Linked DNA regions of Homo sapiens: region 2 is linked to region 1. Evidence: read pairs that join two places in POLR2A ChIA-PET (ENCODE). Cell type or tissue: MCF 10A. All regions are shown on one strand.

What was found. Peaks named below come from ENCODE experiments on the same cell type or tissue, not always from the same donor. Only the 100,000 strongest peaks of a DNase experiment are listed, where the experiment ranks them.
Region 2: POLR2A ChIA-PET joins it to region 1 with 5 read pairs; 4 of 35 experiments call an interaction of 5 or more read pairs at or near these places.

Annotation. Positions count from the first base shown.
Region 1 is chr14:63,920,734-63,925,733 of GRCh38, forward strand. All of the region lies in intron 2 of SYNE2 (spectrin repeat containing nuclear envelope protein 2), which reads left to right. Among named protein-coding and RNA genes, the nearest start is that of SYNE2, 70 kb to the left of the region's middle. In MCF 10A, no CTCF peak of the experiment used is centred here; DNase peaks (open chromatin) are centred at 2,108 and 2,558.
Region 2 is chr14:63,814,686-63,819,685 of GRCh38, forward strand. It overlaps a transcript of SYNE2 not described here. Among named protein-coding and RNA genes, the nearest start is that of SYNE2, 36 kb to the right of the region's middle. In MCF 10A, no CTCF peak of the experiment used is centred here; no DNase peak of the experiment used is centred here.

The DNA of each region.
Region 1 (5,000 bases):
AGGTGTTCAAGAGATATCATCTAATTGGTATCAGGGCTTTTTGATTGACTTGGTATGGGAGAAGGAGAGGGAAGGATGTATCAAAGATGATAGGTTTTGGCCGGGTATGGTGGCTCATGCCTGTAATTCCAGCACTTTGGGAGGCAGAGGCGGGTGGATCACTTGAGGCCAGGAGTTCGAGACCAGCCTGGCCAACATGGCAAAACCCTGTCTCTACTAAAAAATACAAAAATTAGCTGGGCGTGTTGGCATGCACCTGTAATCTCAGCTACTCTGGAGGCCGAGACAGGAGAATAGCTTGAACCTGGGAGGTGGAAGCTGCAGTGAGCTGAGATCATGCCATTGCATACCAGCCTGGGGGACAGAGCGAGACTCTGTCTCAAAAATAAATAAATAGAAAAAATGATAGATTTATTCTTGGGCAAATCAGTAGATGATAGAACCATTTACTGAAAAAAAAAAAGTGCAGGAGAACAACTTTGGTTGGGAAGGGAGTTGGTTAGACATGATGACTCAGTTCTGGAAATGTTGAGTTCGAGATGTCTATGGAATAACCACATGGAAATATCCAGACAACAATGGGATATATAGGAGAGATGACAACTGGGCTGAAGGTAAATACTTGGGAGTCCTTAGTGTGTAAATGGCAATTTGTTCCATTGGAGTAGATGAAAATATCTAGAAAAAGAGAAGGGTCTAGGCAGAACATCACACAGATAGAAAAAGCAACACAAGCCCGTAGCAGAGCTTGAGAAGGGATGTCCAGAGAAGTAGGAAGAGACCCAACTGAGTGTGGTATCATGGACCCCAGAGAAGGAGAGTATTTAAAAAAGGAGAGGGTAGGAAACAGTGTCAGAAGTTTTAAGATATCCTATAAGTACCAAGAAGTATCCATTAGGTTCAACAATGGAAATACGTAAGTGGCCTAGGTGAGAATTAGGTAGTGTTTGGGGCAGCCCGAAATATATAAGTGGCCTAGGTGAGAATTAGGTAGTGTTTGGGGCAGCCCAGTTTATAGTGGGTTGAGACATGAGTGGTAGGTAAGGAAGTAAAAATAGCCAGTGTAGACAACTCTTTCAAGAAGTTTGGATTTGAAGGGGAGGTGAGAGATAGGGTAGTAGCCATGGATTTGGCATTTCAGCTGATTTTGAACTATAATGAAAAGAACATGGATTTTGAATCAGACACATCTGGATTTGAATTTCTCCTCCACCAGATGTGAGATCCAGAGCATATTATCCAAGACATAGTAGGCTTTCAATAGATGTTTTGTTTTATTTTATTTTTTGAGACAGGGTCTCACTTTGTCTTCCAGGCTAGAGTACAGTGGCACGATCACGGCTCACTGTGGCCTTGACCTCCCAGGTTCAGGTGCTTCTCCTACCTCAGTCTCTTGAATAGTTGGGACTATAGCTGTGCGCCACCATGCCTGGCTAAATTTTTGTGCTCTTTTTAGAGACAGGGTCTCACCTGGTTGCCCAGGCTGGTATCGAACTCCTGGGCTCAAGTGAACCTCCCACCTCAGCCTCCCAAAGTGCTGAGATTACAGGCACAAGCCCCCAGACCCAGCTTAGATGTTTTATTGAATGAGCAAATAAAATATCCTCCATCTTCTGGGAGGAAGTTTTCTCGTTTATAAAATGCTTACCTGACTACTTTATTGGTAGCCCTTAATGAAATAGTGTCATAGTTCCTTACCTGTGACATTCCACTTATTCCCGGGCCTGACTTGCTTCAGCAAGCCGTCTGAGCCCCTCCAAGTGTTTCTTAAGATAGCCATGTGTTAGGGCTAGGTGCAGTGGCTCACGTGTATAATCCTAGCACTGTGGGAGGATAGCTTGAGCTCAGGAGTTTGAGACTAGCCTGGGCAACATGGCAAGACCCCATCTCTATAAAAAATACTCATGTGTTATAATATTTATTTTGAGATATATTAATATCTCAGAGTTTATCATTTCATCGCTATTTTTTGCCAGGCCCTTCTTATTCCCTGTTGTTTCAAGAGTAAGTCATACATGTAAATTGTCCGATCTATTTAGACAAGTATTTCACAAAGTGAGATATGTGAAGCCCTGAATCAGAATCTCTGGGAGTTGGGATCCAGAAACCTGCACTTAAACAATAACCCTGAGTAATTTGCTGGCATTCCAAAATGTAAGAACCCTGGATTTATAATCACAGCACAGCTCTGTTTAGTGCAGTCTGGTTCTTTTGCACTCAGAAGTCAGAGGTGCTTGGACTGCTGCCCCAGTAGAAAGTGTTCAGGCTCACATACCTTGATTTTTCAAAAGAAAAGTGTTCAGTTTTATGTGGTAGTTAAAAGGTAGCAAGGAGTAACAAATATGTGTTAAAATAAATGTAGTCATTTCTTTATTTCTTCATTCCGTAGATATTTATTGAGCAACTTAGATGAATCAGAAGAGTGTGAGAAGGAGGAGAGACAAATAGCACCCAACTTCTAGACTTTTATCAGTATTGTGGGCTTATTTTCATGTGCTAAAAATACAAGACTTGCTTACGCAGAGAGCCGGGAGCTATGTTCCAGTGAGGGTGGAAACAAAAGCCTCAGTATAAGACTGTCAGGTGTTTACACAAGGGTGTGGTTTGCTCATGTGGCAACACGAGGTTGCTGGACTCCACATGCTGAGGCTCAAAGTAGAAATCACTGATCTTATGTCACATATTTTCCCAACAAACTAAGTACTTAAATCTGTATGTTGATTGAGGAAAAATAACAAACTCCTGCTCCCTCCTTCCCTAGCCATTTAATCATTAATTCAATAAATGTTTTCTAAATTCCTATAGCATGAAAGCTCTGGGGTAGGTGCTGCAGGCAAAATGAGGAGCAAACTCAGACATGGGTCATGTACTGTTGGAGCCCATAAGCTAATGAGGAGGCAGAAGTTGATCAAATAATCTTATAGATATTAGCTAATATTTTATTAAGCTTTATTAAGATATAATTTGACATCAAATTCACATACAATGCAATTCACCCATTTAAAGCATATGATTTAGTAGTTTTCAGTATACTCACAGAGTTGAGCAGTCATCACATTGGATTTTAGAACTTTTTTTTTTTTTTGAGACAGTGTCTCACTGTCACCCAGGCTGGAGTGCAGTGGTGCCATTTCAGCTCACTGCAATCTCTGCCTCCTGGGCTCAAGCAATCCTTTCACTTCAGCTTCCTGAGTAGCCGGGACTACAGGTGTGTGCCACCACACCTGGTTAATTTTTTGTTTTTTTTTATTTTTGTAGAGACACGGTTTCACCATGTTGTCCAGGCTGGTCTTGAACTCCTGGGCTCAAGCAATCCACTCACCTCAGCCTCCCAAATGTTGGGATTACAGGCATCAGCCACTGTGCCTGGTCAAAAAAAGTATTCTTTTCCTACTGACTTTTCTTGGCATGCCTGTCAGAAATCAATTGCCCATAAGTGGAAGAATTTACTTCTAGATTTTCAGTGCTATTCCATTCTTCTATTATATAGATCAACCCATGTGCCAATATTGCACTATCTTGATTACTGTAGCTTTTAGTAAATTTTGAAATTCGAATTGTGTGTCTTCCAACTTAATTCTTTTCAACATTGCTTTAGCTATCCTGAGTCACTTGCATTTCCATATGAATTTTAGGATTAGCTTGTCCAATTCTGAAAAAAAAAATGGCAGCTAAGATTTGATAGGAATTGCATTGAGTCTGTAGATCAAGTTGGAAAGTATTGCCATCTTAACAATATTAAGTATTCTAGTCCATGAATATAGGCTATCTTTATATTTACCTAGATCTTTAAATTTCTTTCAACAATGTTTTGTAGTTTTCATTGAATAAGTCTTGCAGTTCTTTTGTTAAATCTATTGGTAAGTAGTTTATTTGTTTTGATGCCATTATGAATGATATTTTCAAATAGCAATTTCTTGATTTTTTCATTGGCAGTATATAGAAGTACAATTAATTTTTGTATATTTAGCTTGTATCTTGCAGCCTTGCTAAACACATTAGTTTTGGTATATTTTTTGTAGATACAGTAGGATATTCTGCATAAAAGTTCATGTCATTGCCATTAAAGACAATTTAACTTTTTTCCTTCCAGCCTTGGTGTTTTTTTTTTTTTTTTTTTTTTTTTTTTTGCCTTACTCCAGTGCAATGTTGAATGGAAGTGATGGAAGTATACATCCTTGCTTTGTTCCTGATCTTAGAGAGAAAGCATTTAGTTTCTTGTTATTAAATATGTTATTAGTATTTTTTTCTTCATCAGTGTTCTTCATCACATTAAGAAAGTTTTCGGCCAGGTGCAGTGGCTCATGCCCATGATCCCAGCACTTTGGGAGGCTGAGGCTGGTGGATCGCTTGAGCCCAGGAGTTCAAGACCAGCTTGGGCGACATGGTAAAAACCTGTCTCTAAAAATAAATAGATAGATAGATAGACAGATAGCCAGCCAGCCAGGTGTGGTGGCTCATGCCTGTAGTCCCAGCTACTTGGGAAGCTGAGGTGGGAGGATTGCTTGAGCCCAGGAGGCAGAGGTTGCACTGAGCTGAGATCATGCCACTGCACTCCAGCCTGGGTGACGAGTGAGACCCTGTCTCAAACAAAACAAAACTAAACTAAACTAAAAAGTTTTCATCATTCCCTTTTTATTTTTTATTTTTGTGAATACGTAGTAGTTGTATATATTTATGAGTTACATGAGATATTTTGAGATAGACATGCAATGCATAATAATCATATCTGTATCCATTACCCCAAGCATTTATCCTTTGTGTTTCAAACAATCCAGTTATACTCTGTAAGTTATTTTAAACTGAGCAATTGCATTGTTTTTTTTACCATAGTCACCCTGTTGTGCTAGCAAATACTAGGTCTTCTTTATTCTTTGTAACCATTTTTGCACCCATTAACTATCTACTCTTCCCCTCTACCTGCACCTCCAACTACCCTTCCCAGCCGCTGGTAACCATTCTTCTACTCTCTATCTCTATGAGTTCAGTTGTTTTAATTT
Region 2 (5,000 bases), 110 kb before region 1:
ATCCATATATATATCCATATATATCCATATATATCCATATATATATCCATATATATATCCATATATATCCATATATATATCCATATATATATCCATATATATCCATATATATCCATATATATCCATATATATATCCATATATATCCATATACATATCTCCATATATATCCATATATATCTCTCCATATATATCCATATATATATCCATATATATATCCATATATATCCATATATCTATCCATATATCTATCCATATATATCTATCCATATATATCCATATATATCTATCCATATATATCCATATATACATCCATATATATCCATATATACATCCATATATATCCATATATACATCCACATATATATATCCATATATACATCCACATATATATATCCATATATATGCACATATATATCCACACATATATCCATATATATCCACATATATATCCATATATATACACATATATATCCATATATATCCACATATATATCCATATATATATCCATATATATATCCATATATATATCCATATATATATCCATATATATATGGATATATATATATATATAAGGGAGTTTATTAAGGTGTATTAAACTCACAGGATCACAAGTTCCCATATAGGCCGTCTGCAAGCTGAGGAGCAAGGAAGCCAGTCTGAGTTCCAAAGCTGAAGACCTTGAAGTCCAATGTTTGAGGGCAGGAAGCATCCAGCATGAAAGAAAGATATAGGCTAGGAGGCTAGGCCAGTCTAGTGTTTTCATGTTTTTCTGCCTGCTTTATATGCTAGTTGTGCTGCCAGCTGATTAGATGGTGCCCACCCAGATTAAGGGTGAGTCTGCCTTTCACAGCCCACTGACTCCAATGTTAATCTCCTTTGGTAACACCCTCATAGACACACCCAGGATCAATACTTTGCATCCTTCAATCCAATCAAGTTGACACTCAGTATTAACCATCACACTGCCCTTTTCCCAAAGCTCTGCAAGTTTATATCAAGTGGAAAACTTGATATAAACTTTAGAGACATCACCATAACAACTCAGGTATGGACAACCTTCGTGCCTAATGCTGTATGGGCCACTCAGAAAATTCACTATGATACCACCACAACACTCAAATTACAAGATATGCTTCAAGCCTCAAATCTATAAATCTCCACTGTCTGCTCTCCAGACTCAGAAACTGAGTTTATAATTTGCTCCAACCATTAACCTTTGTTTTTCTTTTGTTTCCATAGAAATGTTCTTATTAAATTATTCTTTTTTTTTTTTTTTTTTTGAGATGGGAGTCTTGCTCTGTCACAGGCTGAAGTGCAGTGGTGCAATTTTGGCTCACTGCAACCTCTGCCTCCTGGGTTCAAGCAATTCTCCTGCCTCAGACTCCCAAGTAGATGGGATTACAGGCAGGTGCCACCACGCCCAGCTAATTTTTGTATTTTTAGTAGATACGGGGTTTCACCATGTTGGCCAGGATAGTCTTGGTCACCTGACCTCATGATATGCCCGCCTCGGCCTCCCAAAGTGCTGGGATTACAGGCGTGAGCCACCATGCCTGGCCTAAATTATTATTATTACCATATAGAGGCCTAATTTTGGTGGGAGCCCACCTGCCACATTCAAATGGACAGAGTCATTTAAGTGGACTGAACTATTCCCCAAACTGAGAGACTAGTTCAATGGATTATGGAACAATCTATCAACTCAGCTTTTGGACTGTGAAATTTCTTGGGGAAGTGTCATAAGAGGGAATGCTGGGGTTCAAGACATGCTACCCAAAATATGCTACCTTGGTATACTGAATAACAGCAGGAGCAGAAAGGTCACTCTCACCCTCCTCCCACCCTTCTTCCCTGAAGCAGGTCATAAAATCTAGGAAGAATTTTCTGACCTCCCCCTAAAGCTCGTCATAAGACCCTCATATAAGAGGTGTCTTTTCTGTAGCTTTAGGGAAGGAATATTCTTCTCTCTGAAGATGAAGTGTGACAGAGAAAAGTCTGAACAAACAGGTCTTTTTAATTTTAATTTTAATTTTAATTTTAATTTTTAGAGATGAGATCTTGCTATATCACTCAGGCTAGAGTACAGTGGCATGATCATAGCTCACTGCAGCCGTGAACTCCTGAGCTCAAGAGATCCTCGTGTCTCAGCGTCCTGGGTAGCTGAGACCACAAGTGACTCATTACCATACCTGGCTATTCTTTATTATTATTTTAAGAAACAGGGTCTTGCTATATTGGCTAGGCTAATCACAGGCATGATCATAGTGTACTTCAGCCTTGAACTCCTGACCTCAAGCAACCCTCCTGCCTCAGCCTTCTGAATAGCTGGGACTACAAGTGCACACCACCATGCCTGACTTGATGATTCTTTATTTCAGATCCTGCCTTTTCTTTCTGCCCTTGGATTCGACAATTCCAGACTATCCCAGTTCTCTTGCAAAGCCTTAGACTCTGGTTCCTGATTGTTCCTATGTCCATACAACACAGGTCAGCCAGGTGAGGTGATTCATGCTTGTAATCCCAGCACTTTAGGAGTCCGAGGCAGGTGGATTGCTTGAGCTCAGGAGTTTAGAGACCAACCTGGGCAACATGGAAAAATCCTGTCTCTACAAAAAAACACACACACAAAATTAGCTGGGCACGGTGGCATGTGCCTGTAGTCCTGGCTACTCAGGAGGCTGTGATGGGAGGATAGCTTGAGCCTGGGAGGCAGAGGTTGCAGTAACCTGTGATCACTCCACTGTACTCCAGCCTGGGTGACAGAGCCAGACCCTGTCTCAAAAAACATAAACAAAAACAAACAAACAAACAAACAAAAAAAGACGTAGGTCATCATTCTCCACCCACTTCTTTTTCCAGCCTCATCTTGCATGAGATACTGAGCCCTTAAAATGGAGCTAGTTCAAGTTGAGATATCCTTTAAATTATAGTCAATAAACCAATGTAACATATTAACAAGACTAAAAAAGAAAAACTGTATGGTAATCTCTCAATACATGCAGAAAAAGCATGTAACAAAGTCCAATATCCATTTCAGACCTAAAACAAATGTCAGGCCAGGCGTGGTGGCTCATGTCTATGATCCCAGCACTTTGGGAGGCCAAGGCAGGAGGATTGCTTGAGCCCAGGAGTTCAAGATCAGCTTGGGCAACACAGGGAGACCCTGTCTCTAGAAACAAATTAAAACATTAGTCGAGCATGGTGGTGCATACCTGTGGTCCCAGCTAGTTGGGAGGCTAAGGTGGGAGGATCACTAGAGCCTAGAAGGCCGAGGCTACAGTGAGCCATGATAGCACCACTGCACTGCAGCCTGGGCTACCAAGTGAGACCCTTTCTCAAAAAAAAAAAAAAAAAAAAAACAAATAAATAAAAATTAGACCAGGCCAAGTGGCTCACGCCTGTGATCCCAGCACTTTGGGAGGCCGAGGTGGGCACATCACAAGGTCAGGAGATCCTGGCCAACATGGTGAAACCCTATCTCTACTAAAAATACAAAAATTAGCTGGGCATGGTGGCACATGCCTGTAGTCCCAGCTACTCGGGAATCTGAGGCAGGAGAATTGTTTGAACCTGGGAGGTGGAGGTTGCAGTGAGCTGAGATTGCACCACTGCACTCCAGCCTGGTGACAGAGTGAGACTCTGTCAAGACTCCGTCTCAAAAAAAAAAAAAAAAAAAAAAAATTAGTTGGGCATGGTGACACAAGTCTGTAGTCCCAGCTACTCGAGAGGCTGAGGTGGGAGGATCCTTTGAGGCCAGGAGTTAAAAGTTGCAGTGAGCTATGATTGCTCCCCTGCACTCCAGCTGGGCAACAGAACGAGACCCTGTCTCGAAATATATAAATAAATAAGTAAACGTATGTCAGTGAATTAGAAATAAAATGGATTTTCTCAATGTGATATAAAGCATCTACATAAAACATACAGATAATATCATGAATGGTAAAAGATTAAAGGTTTTTCCCTAAGTATAGGAACAAGGCAAAGATATCCATTCTCATACATTTTTTTCTTTTCTTTTTTTTTTTTTTTGAGATGGAGTCTTGCTCTGTCACCCAGGCTGGAGTGCAGTGGCTCGATCTCGGCTCACTGCAAGCTCTGCCTCCCAGGTTCACGCCATTCTCCTGCCTCAGCCTCCCAAGCAGCTGGTAATACAGGCACCCGCCACCATGCCCAGCTAATTTTTTGTATTTTTAGTCGAGACTGGGTTTCACCATGTTAGCCAGGATGGTCTCGATCTCCTGACTTCGTGATCCGCCAGCCTCAGCCTCCCAGAGTGCTGGGATTACAGGCGTGAGCCACTGCACCTGGCCCAAATTTTTTTTTTCAATATTGTACTAGGAGTTCTAGCCAGTGCAATAAGGCAAGAAAAAAAAAACTGGAAAGATTCAAATTGTGAAGGAAGTGGTAAAACTGCTTATATCTGATTGCTCAAACAGAAAATCCTTTGACATTAAAAAAAAGAAAGTTACTAGAACTGGAAAATAAATTTGGAAAGTCACCAGGATACAAGATTAACATACAAAAATCAATTTCTTTCTTTTCTTTTCTTTTCTTTTTTTTTGAGACAGAGTTTTGCTCTTGTTGGCCAGGCCACAGTGCAATGGCATAATCTTGGCTCACTGCATCCTCTGCTTCTCGGTTTCAAGCAATTCTCCTGCCTCAGCCTCCTGAGTAACTGGGATTACAGGTGTCCGTCACTATGCCTGGCTAATTTTTGTATTTTTAGTAGAGATGGGGTTTCACCATGTTGGCTGGGCTGGTCTCGAACTCCTGACCTCAGGTGATCTACCTGCCTTGGCCTCCAAAGTGCTGGGATTACAGATGTGAGCCACCATGCCTGGCCAATTTTATTTCTTTTTTTTTTTTTGAGACAGAGTCTTGCTGTGTAGCCCAGGCTGGAGTGCAGTGGTGCAATCTCAGCTCACTGCAAGCTCCGCCTCCTGGGTTCATGCCATTCTCCTGCCTCAGCCTCCCAAGTAGCTGGGACTACAGGCGCCC